Regions from separate parts of the Homo sapiens genome. Here region 1 is linked to region 2. A link is an interaction called in ENCODE POLR2A ChIA-PET data of the cell type or tissue named here. Cell type or tissue: GM12878. All regions are shown on one strand.

Region 1 (8,000 bases), 95 kb before region 2:
GCTAGACCATACGTTCCTCAAGGGCAGAGGATTTGGTCTGTTTTATTCACTGCCAACAGCCCAGAGCCAGGAAGAATGCCTGTCATATAATAAATGTTCAGTGAATGTTTGTTGAATAAATGAACAATGTATATGCCCCTATAGGATAAATGCCAGTGTTATTCCCATTTTTCAGCTGCGACGCAAGAGCTCAAGAAGTGAACTGGCTCCCATTGGCACGGCAGAAGGAGCCGTGGTGGGACTCTGATGTGGAGCCGCCTTGAGCTGCAGAGCCAGGACTCTGCACAGCACCTGCCTTGGCCCTTTTAAGGTCTCTGCTTCTGGATCTGCCAGGTAAGGCCTGATCCTGGGCCAGATGCCAGAGGGCCCTTCCTGTTGGCATCTCTGCAAAGCCTCATGTGTTGTCTGATGGCAACATCGTACTGGGAGAGCCCTGGAGGCCTGGAGCAGGACCAAGGGACAGTCAAGTGGACAAAGGCCTTTCTGAGGAGGAAGCAGGTGAGAGGAAGGAGTCCTGAGTGGCAGGACCAGCCCTGGGAAGGACAGTGTCCTTCACAGCTCAGAGGTCAGAGTTGAATCAGGCCCACAAACCCTCCCTGAGCCTCTGCTCTGGGCTCCTCATGGATAGGCCTAAGAGCCAGGGGTGATTCAGACTTAGGTATTAAAGTGGGGGACAGACGCAGGAGGGTCCTTCAAAGGGGGCTATTTTAACTTTTATTTATTCATTTACTTACTTGCTTACTTACTTATTTGAGGCAGAGTCTCGCTCTGTTGCCCAGGCTGGAGTGCAACGGTGCAATCTCAGCTCACTGCAACCTCCGCCTCCCAGGTTCAAGCGATTCTCCTGCCTCAGCCTCCCGAGTAGCTGGGATTACAGGCACCTGCCACCATGCCCGGCTAATTTTTGTATTTTTAGTAGAGAAGGGGTTTCGCCATGTTAGCCAGGCTGGTCTCGAACTCCTGACCTCAAGTGATCCATCTGCCTAGGCCTCCCAAAGGGCTGGGATTACAGGCGTGAGCCACCGCACCCAGCTGCTATTTTTATTTCATTTCAGCCCTATTCTGATCCTTCTTGGGGATAATGTCTCCCCATCTCATAGATGGGGAAATACAAACTCAAATTGGTGAAGGAATTGTCCCAAGGTCATTTGGCTAGAAAGAAGCACATCGAGTTGGATGACAATGATAATAATAATGTGACTCCCGAGTAGCTGGGACTACAGGCACCCACCATCACGTCCGGCTAATTTTTTGTATTTTTAGTACAGGTGGGGTTTCACCGTGTTAGCCAAGATGGTCTCAATCTCCTGACCTCGTGATCCCCCTGCCTCGGCCTCCCAAAGTGCTGGGATTACAGGCGTGAGCCATTGTGCCCAGCCTCTAGTTCTTTCTTATTCTCTTATTCTGAGTGTTCCTTTTCACAGCATCTTATTCTTCTTATATGAATGCAATATATTTTATTTCTCTGAAGCTTCCTTATTTTCTCGAAGACTTTTGTTTCTCCCCACCTGGCTCTGTTTTTTTGGAGTTTTTTTCCTCTCTTGGTTTCGGTCTTTGACTTTCATTTTACAAGCTGCCCTCAAGGTTTCAGTGACCCTCCATTGCACGTTCGTATTGAAGAGCAGGGAACTGAAAAAGATACTGGGAAATGAAGACCCTTGGAAGCTCCATGTCTGTGGCAGGACGTGTGGACAGGGGAGGCTTGTTGGGATCTGGCTGTCCTTGTAAGATCCCAAAGCCAGCATCGGAAGCGTCGTCTGAGAGGATCCCTGTGACCTCCTGACTGCAGAGAAAGCAGGCTGCCAGCTTCCAGGAAGCAAGCAGGGGGATGGGGCCAGGGGCGTCTCCCTGACAGGCACGTGGCCTTTCCCTTCCCTCCTTGTTTCAGGACTGACCCACCCCAATTCACTTTGCTGTCCTCAAACTCTAAGCCTCCAGCACAGGTTTTATTTAGATAGTATATTTATGATGGGTGTTGATAAAGATTGGAGGGTAAATGGCCTCCCAACTTACCCCTTGGCACCCCTCGGATGCCAGGTGGTAGGGTGTGAAAATGAACCAGACCTGCTGGTTGAAGACCTGCTAATTATTGAGCAACTACTATGTGTCAGGCGCTGAATCTAAATCAGGGTTTTGCCATGCAGGGAACATCTGGGCATGTCTGGAGACATTTTCAGTGTTACAAATCGCTGTAGGGGTGGGTACTACTGGTATCTAGTGGGTAGAGGCCAGGGATGCCACTAAGCGTCCTAAAGTGCACAGTGCAGCCTCCCATACCAGGCTCTGAATGTGAATAGAGCCAAGGTCAAGAAACCCTGCTCTAGAAAGATGAAAGACACATTCCCTGACTTCACAGGACAGGAGTAAAGAATTTCTGGTTCCAGCCGGGCACACTGGCTCACGCCCATAATCCCAGCACTTTGGGAGGCTGAGGTGGGCAGATCGTTTGAGGTCAGGAGTTCAAGACCAGCCTGGTCAACATAAATGAAACCCCATCTCTACTAAAAATGCCCCCCAAAAAAACAAAAATATTAGCTGGGTGTGGTGGCACATGCCTGTAATCCCAACTGCTTGGGAGGCTGAGGCAGGAGAATCACTTGAACCTGGGAGATGGAGGTGGAAGTGAGCCAAGATCATTCCATGAACTCCAGCCTGGGTGACAGAGCGAGACTCTGCTGAGAGAGAGAGAGAAGGAAGAAGAAAAAGTAAAAGAAGAAGAAGAAGGAGGAGGAGGAGGAGGAGGAGGAGGAGGAGGAGGAGGGGCAGGGGGGAGGAGGAGGGGGAGGGGGGAGGAGGAGGGGGGAGGAGGAGGGCGAGGGGGAGGGGGAGGGAGGGAGAGAAGTAGAAGAAGAAGAGTAAAGAAGGAAGGAAGAAAAGAGAAAGAAAAGAAAGAAAGAAAAAAGAAAGAAAGAAAAAGAAAGAAAGAAAAAAAGAAAGACCCTGCTCTAGCAAGATGAAAGACACATTCCCTGGCTTCATAGGAAAGGGGCAAATAATTTCTAGTTCTGGCCAGGCACAGTGGCTCGCACCTGTAATCCCAGCACTTTGGGAGGATGAGGTGGGAGGATGCCTTGAACCCAGGAGTCTGAGACCAGCCTGGGCAACATATCAAGACCTTGTCTCTATCAAAAAAAGAAGAGAAAAGAAAAGAGAAAAAAAATAATTTCTAGATCCTCAGCATCTGCTATGTTCCAGGGGCAGGAGGAAGCTCTGTCTTCACTTTGGCAGCAAGCCTGTAGCCTAGGCATTCTCAGCCCGTTTTGCTGGAGGGGGCATTTGAGGCCTGGCCAGCTTAGCCAGCCTACAAGGAGTGTTACTGGGGTGAAAACAGCCAGCGGGGACCAGTCTGCTTGTGGCCCGCCAGGTGCCTGGGATGGGGAAGCAGCAAATGCCCACCTTCCTGCCCAACCCCCTCCTCCCTCTTCATGGGGGGAACTGGGGGTGGCAGCGGCTGCCGGGTGCGAGCGGGCTCAGGCCTGTGGCCCTGCCTGACGTTGGTCCCCATCAAGCCATGTGACGAGACCAGGCCACAAGAAAGAGGTTTCAACAAGCGTTATCGTTTCCTGGAACTCCAACTCGGCGACTTCCCCGAAGACCGGCTGTGCCTGGCGGGCGGGCTGCGCACAGCGGGGACAAGGCTGCCCCCTTCCTCCTCCGCTGCCTCCGCGGCCGCGTCTATCTCAGTCTGACTACCTGGAAGCAGCACTCCACCCTCCAGCCCAGCGGCCCTCGGCTCAGCTGCCAGGTCACCGGCAACCCCGGGAGCGGTGGGGCAGGGGCTGCTCCGCCAGCCTCTGTGATGTTCAGGCCGGGCTGCACCAGCCCGGGACCCCTAGGTGCCCAGAAACCCACTTCCTCTTGTTTCTGCCCCTGAACAAGCTTCTCAGGGCAGCTGACAATCAGACTTAGCACAGATGTGCCTCAGTGTTGCTCTCAGAGAAATGAACACAAGGCTAGACGCAGTAGCTCACACCTGTAATCCTAGCACTTTGGGAGGCCGAGGTGGGCGGATCATTTGAGGTCAGGAGTTCGAGACCAGCCTGGCCAACATGGTGAAATCCCGTCTCTACTAAAAACACAAAAATTAGCCAGGCGTGGTGGTGGGCGCCTGTAATCACAGCTACTCAGGAGGTTGAGGCACAAGAATCACTTGAACCCAGGAGGCAGAGGTTGCAGTGAGCTGAGAGTGAACCACTGCACTCCAGCCTGGACAATAGAGCGAGATTCCATCTAAAAAAAAAAAAAAAGAAAAGAAAAGAAAAGAAAGAAAAGAAATGGAAACAAATCTCCCACCCCATTCATCCTGCCCACCAGACAGGGGCCTCTCTGGATCCAGGCGGATAGTTTCTGTTTCTGGCTGACTAGGCCCTAGAAATCCAGAGAAGGGGCTAAAACCTCACTTTGGTGGAGGTGGGGTGGCTGAGAACTCAAATTCTTGGGTACCACCATCTCGGTGATGACTCTGGGATAAGTCACTTCCTCAGTTCCCCAGTTCACAGAAACCCCAGTTGTAAATATAGACCTGGCCACAATGGGGCGGGGTGGTGGGCCCAGGGGCAGAGTGAGATGGGGAGTGAGGAGGAAGAACCAAGGACAAAATCTGATTCCTCTGAAAAGGCAGAAGCCTCCAGGCCAATGGGGTTTTCTTAACCTGCTTTTGGGAAGGAAAGACTGTCAGGCTTTTGGTCTCTCTGGGCCTCAGTTTCCTCCTCTATAAAATGAAAATGATATTAGCTTGAGCCATATGAAATTGCCAACACTCTTGTGGTTTCGACCTCCAAAACCAGCAATTTCATATGATGCTCTAACATGACTTATCTGGAAAACTGCAGACTGAAATGAGATCCTGCAAAGTGCTTAGCAGAGTGATTGCATATAATAGGTGCTCAATAAACAATAGGCCTTATGTTATAATACTTTTTCAAATAAAAATATTATTTTTTTGTAGAGACGGGGGTCTCACTAGGTTGCCTAGGCTGGTCTTGAACTCCCGGGCTCAAGCGATCCTCCTGCCTTGGCCTCCCAAAGTGGGATTACAGGTGTGAGCCACTGCACCCGGCCATAATATATATCTTATATCTCTTATATCTCCTATCTAATGATATGTCACCAGTAATAATAATGGCAGTGCTCCTAATTCTTTCACCCATCCTCTCCTTGTCAAACCCACAGCCACTTCCACTTACTGAGCACACTGTGCACCCAGGACAGATATAAATGTTCTCCATTCGGTTTTCACCACTTACTGTCACCCACAAGCGTGAGCCTGTGCAGGCATGGTGTCAGAGCTCAGGATTCATGTGTACACAGCATATAAGCCAGCACGATCTCATTCTGTGTCCCTTCTCATTCTGGCCATCTCACTCCAGAGTGAGAACCAGTCTCTCCTCATTTGGCGCATGCTTGCTGAGGATGGCCCTATTGCTACATTAACTTGTGCAAGCCACACCACGCTCATGGTTAATCTTGAGTTTATATCCTACTATAGTGTTAAGATCAAAAGTCATCCTTGGCCAGGCGTGGTGACTCAAGCCTGTAATCCTAGCACTTTGGGAGGCCGAGGCGGGCAGGTCACTTGTGGTCAGGAGTTCAAGACCAGCCTGACCAACATGGCGAAACCCTGTCTCTACTAAAAACACAAAAAATTAGCTGGGCGTGGTGTAATCCCAGTTACACATTGAGGCACGAGAATCACTTGAACCTGGGAGGCAGAGGTTGCAGTGAGCCGAGATGGCGCCACTGTACTCCAGCCTGGGCAACAGAGCAAGACTCTGTCTCAAAAAAAAAAGTCACCTTCTATTGGAGCAATTGATATTTTTAAGCCAAATGTAGGATATTTATGTCTTCAATTTCATCTTTGTACCCACTCAGTGTCCCAGTCCAGGGTTTGTTTGGGATCTGGCTCTGTTGCCCAGTGAATTCATTGTCCTTGCAATAAGCAGGTTGTCTGGCTTCTAATGAAGGAATCCAGGAAGAAGGAAGGAAGAGCATTAGCTGAGGCCGGAGCCCTGTGGCATACCACATAAGACCGCTCAGCCAGCTGTCACATGTGTGTGCAAGCGTGTGGTGTGTGTGTGTGTAGTTAATAATTTACAGAGTTGGCCGCCAGGTGCAGTGGCTCATGCCTATAATCCCAACACTTTGGGAGGCTGATGCAGGATTACTTGGGGCCAGGAGTTTGAGACCAGCCTAGACAACATAGACTCCGTCTCTACAAAAACAAAACAAAACAAAACAAAATTAGCCAGGTGTGGTAGCACAGTCTATATAATCCCAGCTACTTGGGAGGCTGAGGCTGGAGGATTGCTTGAGTCCAGGAGTTTAAGGCTGCAGTGAGCTAGGATCATGCCACTGCACTCCAGTCCTGGCAACAGGGCAAGACCCCGGCTTAAAAAAAAAAAAAAAAAGTAAAACACATTTATAAAGTTTCCAACCTGGATATTAATGCTTCTGTCTGGCTTTAAACCTCACTGAAGGGCCGGGCGCAGTAGCTCATGCCTGTAAGCTCAGCACTTTGGGAGGCCAAGGCAGGCGGATCACGAGGTCAGGAGTTCGAGACCAGCCTGACCAATATGGTGAAAACCCGTCTCTACTAAAAATATAAAAATTAGCTGGACATGATGGCACGTGCCTGTAATCCCAGCTACTCAGGAGGCTGAGGCACGAGAATCACTTGAACCCAGGAGGCGGAGGTTGCAGCAGTGAGCCGAGATCACACCACTGCACTCCAGCTTGGGGACAAGACTGAAACTCTGTCTCAAATAAATAAATAAATAAATAAATAAAAACACAACTCATTGAAGGCTAATTTTGGCCTTGCCACATGTTAGCTGTGTGACCTTGAGCAAGTTGTTTCACCTCTCCGGGCCTCAGTTTTCTCATCTGAGAAATGGAGATTGTAACAGTTTTCCCCCTATGGGGTGGTAGAAAGGATGACTGAGACGGTGTACATGGCACTTCCAGCAGTGCCTGGCGTGCCATCGCAGTTTGAGCCAGAGCCATGGAGCGTCTCTGCACCAGATGGATCCTGAAAAGTTGAACAACAGCACGTCTCCAGGGCCAGCAATTTGGCAGAGGCAGGAGGGAGGCAAGGCTGTCCCTTAGGGACTGGAGTGCCAGGCCTCCATGCAGGCTCCCTAGGAGGCCAGTCTCCCTCCTCTCATAATGCAGCCTCAAAGCCTTGGTTGTGTCTAGTTTGACAGGGACTGACCAGCAGCCGCTTCCCACTTGGCCCAGGGCTTTGGGGCTCCCAGCCAGAGTGACTTCCCCAGTCTAAGCCTCAGTTTTCCCATCCATGAAAAGGGAACAAACCCGCAGTGGACGGTTAGGAGCACTTGGTGAAGTAAACCACATCCCAAGGTCAACACTGGGTCCGTTCCCCATTCTGGCTGGGCCTGGGCTTCCTTACTGCCCTGATGGGGATGACAGCTCCTCCCTAGCTAGTCAATGACCTAGAAGGATGCTTATGAAATGCTAAGTGGAAAAAAAGTGTGTTGCAATATGGGTCATAAGAAATGGTGTCTTTTCTTTTCTAAAGAGAGAATAGGCTGGGTGCAGTGGCTCACTCCTGTAATCCCTACAATTTGGGAGGCCAAAGCAGGAAGATCACTTGAGGCCAGGAGTTCGAGACCAACCTGGGCAACATAGTGAGACCTCTGTATCCATAAAAAATTTTTAAAAATTAGCCAGATGTGGTGGCACGTGCCTGTAGTCACAGCTACTCTGAGACTGAGGTGGAAGGATCACTTGAACCCAAGGAATTTGAGGCTGCAGTGAACCGTGATCACACCACTGCACTTCAACCTGGGTGACAGAGCAAGACCGTGTCTCAAAAAAAAGAGAAAGAAAAAACTATATATGTGTGTGTATCTGCAGAAATCAGGTTAGAAATACACACATTACACACACACATACATATGTGTGTGTATATATATATAATTTATTTAATACTAACGTTATTGGTAGGTTCTTTAAACATTTTTTGAAACAAATGTGGAAAT
Region 2 (8,000 bases):
ACCCTTCTCAAGGAAATAAGGTTTGTCTGATGCTAATAATGAACTTCATTTTAGTAATGAGGATTCTGAGGTCCAGAGAGGTTAAGACTTTTATGGAGGAGCACAAGCTGGCCCAGGACCTCCACACTTTAGTGCCCTGTAACTGCTGGGAGCTTCCTGGTTGGATGGGCAGGGGAGAGCTGGCGATTTGGCATGTTGGGACAGGGGGAAGAGCAGGCAGAAGGGTGTTCCAGGCCGAGGGCACACTCCAGTGAAATCCAGGAGTGTAGACTTTGATGCCGGGTAAGGCTGGGGCAGCAAGGGGCCCGGAAAGTGCCACTGGCTGCAGTCAAAGTGGCCTGAGCAAGGTGTTCTCTGTGTTTCTGAGGCTGACCTCTGTGAACTCAGAGAGAGAAAGAGAGAGAAGGGATATTGGTGTGCGCTTGTGTGCATGTGTGCACAACCATGCGGTCTGGCAGGCTTGTGGGACAGTGCCCATGTACAAGCAGCTCTCTTGTGTGTGCAGGGCTGCTTGGAGGCCATGGTCCTGGGCTCTTGGGTGTGTGTGAGTGTGTGTGTTTCCACTGGTGGAAAATGGGTGTATCTCTTGGCAGGAGCTGGGAATGTGAGTGGGTCTGAGGTCCAGGGAGAGCAAGCCTACGGTTGCAAGTGGGCAGACTACGTGAGAGGGGTCTGGGAGCCTTTGTGTCTGTGTGCATGCGTATGTGTGCCTGCGCCTCAGAGTGTATGCATGAGTGGATGAGTGTATGCACACCTGTGTATGCAGTCATGCACACACATGCATGTGTGTGTATGTGCGTGTATATATGCTTATGTGTATGGGAGTGAATGTGCCGCCATGTGTCTGCTTGTGTCTGCAATAGCCTGAGTGTGCATGCGTGTGAGTTTTGCTTTCACATTCAGTGCTAGTCAGAGGCTCCAATTCCTGTAAACCTCATGGTCTCATCTTCCAGCAGACATCCCACAGCAGTGGCAGTGGGCACCACAGCCTAGGCTTGATCTGACTTATGGCTTCCCCTTTTCAAGCCTCTGGTTGCAGGGTGTAGAGGGGATGTAGGTGAAGGCAGGACACCCGGCCCCCAGCTGGCCGCAGGCCCCACCATCCCTGGCATCTGCGGCATGAAGCCACCCATGGGAGTCTGAGGGAAGTCACATTACTGGGACTGGCCAGGGTAGAGCTGCCCTGGGAAATGTGGGTTCACTTTCATTCTACTGAAGGTGAAAATCAGATCACGCCTCTCCTCTGTCTCTCTGAAAACCCTCCAAAGAGTCCCTGTTGCATTTCAAGCGAAACATGAGTCTCTACCCAGTATCTCAGATGTCACCAGGGCCCTGCTGGCCAGAAAGACTTGGGAAGGAACCACCCATGGTGTATCCACTGTGTCACTCTTGGCTTCGAGTCCCTTCCTGTAAAAGCTGAGTAGGAAGTCCTTGCAGGGGGCAGGGATGATTGCGTGCTTGTGGCCGTTCCTCTGTCCAGTGGGTAGACACTGGGAGGCTCTGGAGACTTGGCCATGAAGGAGACAGCCCTCCCGGTGGGCCAGAGCCTTTTCCCTTTCCATATAGCCATATGCGATAGTAAAGAGCGGTTGCTTCTCCAGGCTTTAAAAAATTTTTTATTTTATATTTTATTTTTTGAGACAGGGTCTTGCTGTGTTGCCCAGGTGGAGTGCAGTGGTGCAATCACCACTTACTGCAGCTTCAACCTCTCAGGCTCAAGTGATCCTCCCACCTCAGCCTCCAGAGTAGCTGGGACCACAGGTGTGCACCACCACACCTGGCTAATTTTTTAATTTTTTCTAGAAACAGGGTTTCCCTGTGTTGCCCAGGCTGGTCTCGAATTCCTGAGCTCAAGTAATCCTCCCACCTCAGCCTCCCAAAGTGCTGGGATTACAGGCGTGGGCCCCCGTGCCCAGTCCCTCATGCCATTTCTGTGCCACTAGGAAGTAACACTGGCTAACCAGGTTGACATTTCTCTTGTTCCCAGAGTGAAACGAATGAGTGCTTCTTCTTTAATCCTGCAACTACCCCACATGGTCAGCACTTATATTTTCACTCTTACTTGGCAGATGAAGAAATTGAGTCCTGTTAAGGAACGTGCTTAGGATCACATGCTAGGAGGTGGTCGTGCTGGAATTCAAATCCAGGCAGGTGCTAGCTTGAGAGCCACTGCTCTATAAAGCCCTTCTCAGGCCTCCACTCAGGCCAAGGGAGGAGGAAGGGCCCTCAGGCAGGAGCAGCGTGAGCAAAGGTCTGGAGCTGGGACTGAGCATGGCATGTCAGGAGAGAGAGACAAGAGCTCTGTGGCCATGGGGAGCAGCGTGAGGTCAAAATGGAGAGGCAAGAGGAGGGAGGGGTGTGGAGGTCCCTGAATGCCAGCATGAACGCTCCGGGCCTTCTGTGGGGTGGGCGGCACGGGAGAAAGGGAGTCTAGCCAGCTCCGGCTGGGTGCCCTGGCTCAAACCATCCTTGCCTCAGGCAAGGACACCTGCATGGACCCAGTCGCTCAAGTCCCAAACCAAGTCCATCCTTGAGTTCTGTCTTTGTCTCCCCTCATCGGGCCGTGGGGAGTAGAGTGAAACCGCAGCTGCAGCCTCCTGGCTAGTCTCTCCACTCCTCTGCCCCCACAGCCCAGTCTCCACGCGGCGGCCAGGGGCGTCTACTGAAAACGAAAATCAGGTCATGTCTCTCTCTTTCTCTTTCTCTCTCTCTTTTTTTTTTTTTGAGATGGAATCTCCCTCTGTTGCGCAGGCTGGAGTGCAACCACCTCCCGGGCTCAAGTGATTCTCCTGCCCCAGCCTCTCAAGTAGATGGGTTTATAGGCCACCCACTACCACGCCCGGCTAATTTTTGTATTTTTGGTAGAGACGGGGTTTTGACATGTTGGCCAGGCTGGTTTCCTGACCTCAAGTGATCCTCCCACTTTGGCATCCTAAAGTGCTGAGATTACAGATGTGAGCCACTGTGCCCAGCCTCCTCTCTCTGTCTCTCCCCACCCCTCCCCTCAAAAATGCGCATTCCTGGTACATTTAAAGCAAAATCCAAATTCCTTTAAGTGGCCTGTGAGTCTCTACCTGATCTTGCCTCACCGACCTCTTGACTGCATCACTGACTGCTCCCCCATCACTGCGCACCCATACTGGCCTTTCTGTTCCTCATACACACAGGGTCGCTCCCGCTGCAGGGCCTTAGCATTCGCCATTCCCTCTGGTGGGAGTGGCCCTTCCCCAGCCCACCAGCCCCTTCTGTCATTCAGGTCTCAGCTGAGGGAGCCTGTGCAGATAAGCCCCTCTCCCCACCCCTCCTGGTTTATTTTCTTCATCTGCATGTGCTTAGCACCCGAAATTGTCTCTTGCTCTCTCCCCATCCTTCACCAGATTATAAACTCCATAAAAGCAGGGTCTTTTGTTGGTTTTGTTCACCGCTGCATCCCAGGCATTCAGTGAGCACTTGTTGAGTGAAGAAATCAGACTCAGTCTTCCCCTCTGTAAAATGGGACCACATCAAACCTCCTGGCAGGGTAGTGGTGTGGCTCAGAGGTAACGTTTGTACACAGTTGGACTTCTTCCCTACTGGCCCAAGGACTTACCTGGCCACCCCTCCTGGAACCCAGCCTCCTCCAGCTCCCCCAAGCCCTCTGCCTTGGGAGCGGACACCTTAGCAGAAGGGCCGTCCTCCAGACCCTTTGCAGCCAGGCCTCTCTGCTCACAGATCCCTGAGGACATCCGGAGGTTGGTGCCCAGAGCCTAGCCCCAGGCTCATGCAAATTCTGTCTTCCAGTTCAGCAGCTGTGGCCTCCTTCACTCGGCCTTTTAAAAGAAATTCTTGGGCTGACTCACACTTCCTTTGTCTCCAGCTGGGTTCACTCAAGTGTCGCTGTTTTGCAAGGCTGAGGTTTGAGTCCCTCAGAAGCAATCTCTGATGCAGGGGCGCTGTGTGCTTCATTGAACTTCGAATGAAGGTCAGGCCCCCCAGAAAACCTCATACCAGGACAGTTGGGAAACTACCCCTCACTGGTGGTCAGGGCATTCTGGGTTGGAGAAACTGCTTTGGGGCTTTGGCAGGTGTTCATTTTGTCCATCCCCCTGCCTCCCACCTAACCCCATCCCAAACTCACTCAAAAAAATGCCCCTACTGCCCTGGGGGGTGCATTTCAACGTCTCATGTACCCCGCTTTTCCTTCCTTCCCTGTGAAATCAGGCGTTTGGATTCAGCGCACTGCTCAGAAGGTTTGTTTCTTTCTGTGCAAACACGTGGAGTGATGCTCTGTCTCGATTTTCTAGAACACTTCCACTTTCACAGAATTGCGGTTATTTTGAGAAAAAGGGTCTGTTACAGGTACAACAATATACTGGTACTGGTCTGCATTTCTTGTTTCTGTCCCTGGAAGAGTTTTTATGTAAATAAAGTCACACTGCTCCAGGGGAAAGGAATTCCTGAGGAATTCCCTGGAGAGAAAGGGATGAGTGATATTTAACCCATTTTCTCCCGTCTCCAGTAGAAAGAACTGGAGCTTTGGAGGCAGGCTGATTTCAGGGTCAACCTCTTCCTGGCTGTGAGGCATTGAGTAAGTTACTTAACCTCTCAAAGGGCCTGAATTTCTTGGGGGTAGATTTAGGGCACAGTTATCCCTGGATACTATTTTTGAGGGGGGAGTCGAACCTTTTTTATTTACTTATTTTTTTTAGAGACAGGGTCTTGCTCTGTCATCCAAGCTGCAGTGCAGTGGCATGATCACAGCTCACTGCAGCCTCGACTTCCTAGGCTCAAGTGATCCTACCACCTCAGCCTCCCAAGTAGCTGGGACTACAGGCACACAACACCATGCCCAGCTAATTTTTTAATTTTTTGTAGAGACGGGGGTCTCCCTGTTACCCAGCCTGGTCTTGAACTCCTGGGCTCAAGCGATCCTCCCGCTTTGGCCTCCCAAAATGTTGGGATTATAGGCGTGAGCCTGGCCTGGAACCTATTTTTAATAAATGGAAGTGAAATTCACGTAACATAAAATTAACTAATTTGAAATGAACAATTCAGTGGTGCTTAGTACATTTACAGCGTTGTGCAACTACCACCTCTCTTTAGTTGGAAAACATTTTCATCATTCCCAAAGGAAACTCTGTATCCATTAAGCAGTCATTCTCTACTCCCTCTTCTCCTTGGTAGTTAACTTAGGTACTACTGGGCTTTCTTGACTGAAGTCCCTGAAGAAGAAACAAATATTTTCCAGCTGGGCCACCACCTGTGACAAGTTGTCATTTGCACGGGGCTGGGATTCTGTTCTGGGTATGTATGTGCCATTCTATATATATGTGTGTGTGTATATATATATATATATATATATTTTTTTTTTTTTTTTTTTTTAATGCAGAGACTCACTCTGTTGACCGGGCTGGAGTGTAGTGGCATGATCTCAGCTCATTGCTACCTCCGCCTCCCAGGTTCAAGCGATTCTCCCACCTTAGCCTCCTAAGTAGCTGGGACTACATGTGTCCACCACCATGCCTGGCTAAGTTTTGTATTTTTTGGAAGAGACAGGGTTTTGCCATGTTGGCCAGGCTAATCTCGAACTCTTGACCTCAAGTGATCCACCCACCTCAGCCTCCCAAAGTGCTGGGGTTACAGGTGTGAGCCACTGCGCCCAGCCCCCCATTCTCTAAATTTTGACACAGCTGAGAGTCATCTAACCACCACCACAACCAGTACACAAAATAATTTCATCCCTCCAAAAAATTCCCACTTGCTACCCTTTTGTCATCATCCCCTCCCCTGCTCCCAGCCCCTGACAATCACTGGTCTGTTTTCTGTCCCTAGAGTTGTAGCTATGCCCAAATGTCAGATGAATGGAATCCTGTAGATGTGTACTTTTGGGTCTGGCTTCTTTTGCCCAACACCAAGTATTTGAGATTCATCCAAGTTGCTGGTTGTATCGGTAGTCCACACCTTTTCACTGCTGAGTAGTAGTTTATGGTGTGGATGTACCACAGCTTGTTAAATTCCTCTGTTAAATTGGGTTGTCTCCAGTTTGGGGTGATGATGAATAGACTGCCCTCAACATCTATGTATAGGTTTTTGTGTGAATGTAAGTTTTCTTTTCTTTTTGACATAGGGTCTTGCTGTGTTGCCCAGGCTGGAGTGCAGTAGTGTGATCATAGCTCACTGCCCCCTTGACCTCAGGGGTTAAGTGATCCTCCCACCTCGACCTCCCAAAGTTCTAGGACTACAGGCGTGAGATGCCACACTCAGCCTTGAATCTAAGTTTTTATTTCTCTAGGTTAGACACCCAGAAGTGGAAACGCTGGGTTGTATGGTGAGCGGATGTGATTCTGCTCTGTTTGACCTGGGTAAGTTAAATCTCTGTAGACCTCAATCTCCCACTTCTGTAAAATGGGTATAAGAACAGTGCCAACTCCATTGGGTTATTGTGAGGATGAATGAGACACATAAGGCACAGAGTAAGTGCTCAATAAATGTTGCCTTTTGTTTTTGGGTTGGAATTTTTTTTTCTTTTTCTTTTTTTTTTTTTTTTTGAGACGGAGTCTCGCTCTGTCGCCCAGGCTGGAGTACAGTGGCGCAATCTCGGCTCACTGCAAACTCCGCCTCCCAGGTTCACACTATTCTCCTGCCTCAGCCTCCCGAGTAGCTGGGACTCCAGGCGCCCACCACCATGCCCGGCTATTTTTTTTGTATTTTTAGTAGGGACGGGGTTTCACCGTGTTAGCCAGGATGGTCTCGATCTCCTGACTTCGTGATCCGCCCGTCTCGGCCTCCCAAAGTGCTGGGATTACAGGCGTGAGCCACCGTGCCTGGCTGGATTGGATTTTGTTTCATCCATATCTTTGGCCATGTTTTTACCTGCAGCATGGGGGCCATTGGCCAGTGCTGTTGAAAGAGGTGGGGTATGAGGATTTCCTTGAACCCCCTTTTTAGGGCCAGAGGTTGGACTCCTGGGGAATTCATTATCAAGTCTGGCTGTAGACAGAGGTCCTCTCTGTAGAAAAAACATGAGTTAGGATGGTCCAGTCCCTTTATTCCACAGAAGGGGAAAGTGAGGCTCAGAGAGGGACAGTGTCTTGCCCAAGGCCACTCAACCAGGCAGTGGCAGAGAAACAGTTGGCTCCAGAGCTCCTGACTTGCCAGCCCCATGTACCTCCACCTTGATCCAGTAGCCAGTGTTTGTTGAATGACTGAGTGTGAATGAGTGAGAACACATTCCTAACACATTAGGAACACAGGCTCTGGAGCCAGCCTGCCAGGGTTTCATATCAGGTTCTTCCCTGCACAAGCTGTGTGATTTTGAGCACATTCTTTGACTTCTCTGAACCTCAGTTTCTTCATCTGTAAAATGGGTACAATCATTGTATCTGCTGTACAGAGTGATCAGGAGGCTTAAATGAGGTTACGTGTCCAGGCATGGTGGTTCACACCTATAATCCCAGCTCTTTGGGAGGCCGAGAGTTCCAGATCAGCCTGGCCAACATGGTGAAACCCTGTCTCTACTAAAAATACAAAAAAATTAGCTGGGCGTGGTGGCAGATGCCTGTAATCCCAGCTACTTGGGAGGCTGAGGCAGGAGAATTGCTTGAACCCGGAACAAGGAGGTTGCAGTGAGCCAAGATTGCGCCATTGCACTCCAGCCTGGGCGACAAGAGCGATACTCTGTCCGCCCCCCCCCAAAAAAAAAGATAATTTATGCAAAGACTTAAAACAGTGTCAGGCACACAGTAAGTGCTGAATTAAAGCTAACTTTCGCCAGGCGCAGTGGCTCAAACCTGTAATCTCAGCACTTTGGGAGAGTAGGGAAGGAGGATCGCTTGAGCCCCAGAGTTTGAGACGAGTCTGGGCAGCTAGTGATGACCCCATGTTTACAAATAATTTAAAAATTAGCCAGGTGTGGTGGCATGCAGCTGTGGTCCCTGCTACTCAGTAGGCTGAGGCAGGAGGACTACCTGGGCCCAGGAAGTCGAGGCTGCAGTGAGCTATGATCATGCCACTGCACTCCA

Evidence for each region. ChIA-PET counts read pairs that join two places held together with the same protein. Peaks named below come from ENCODE experiments on the same cell type or tissue, not always from the same donor. Only the 100,000 strongest peaks of a DNase experiment are listed, where the experiment ranks them.
Region 1: POLR2A ChIA-PET joins it to region 2 with 9 read pairs; 4 of 35 experiments call an interaction of 5 or more read pairs at or near these places.

Annotation. Positions count from the first base shown.
Region 1 is chr16:11,229,704-11,237,703 of GRCh38, forward strand. No RefSeq gene overlaps it. Among named protein-coding and RNA genes, the nearest start is that of SOCS1, 22 kb to the right of the region's middle. RefSeq lists a cis regulatory region at 1,671-1,967, an enhancer at 3,442-3,681 and a silencer at 5,249-5,543. In GM12878, no CTCF peak of the experiment used is centred here; no DNase peak of the experiment used is centred here; H3K27ac peaks cover 1,415 bases.
Region 2 is chr16:11,324,882-11,332,881 of GRCh38, forward strand. The region is part of intron 1 of LOC105371082 (a long non-coding RNA gene); the gene reads left to right. Among named protein-coding and RNA genes, the nearest start is that of RMI2, 17 kb to the right of the region's middle. RefSeq lists enhancers at 978-1,027, 2,465-2,524, 2,615-2,684, 2,745-2,804, 3,695-3,744 and 1 more. In GM12878, CTCF peaks have their summits at 2,037 and 3,922; DNase peaks (open chromatin) are centred at 1,060, 2,730, 3,840, 4,240 and 2 weaker places; H3K4me3 peaks cover 2,973 bases; H3K27ac peaks cover 4,603 bases.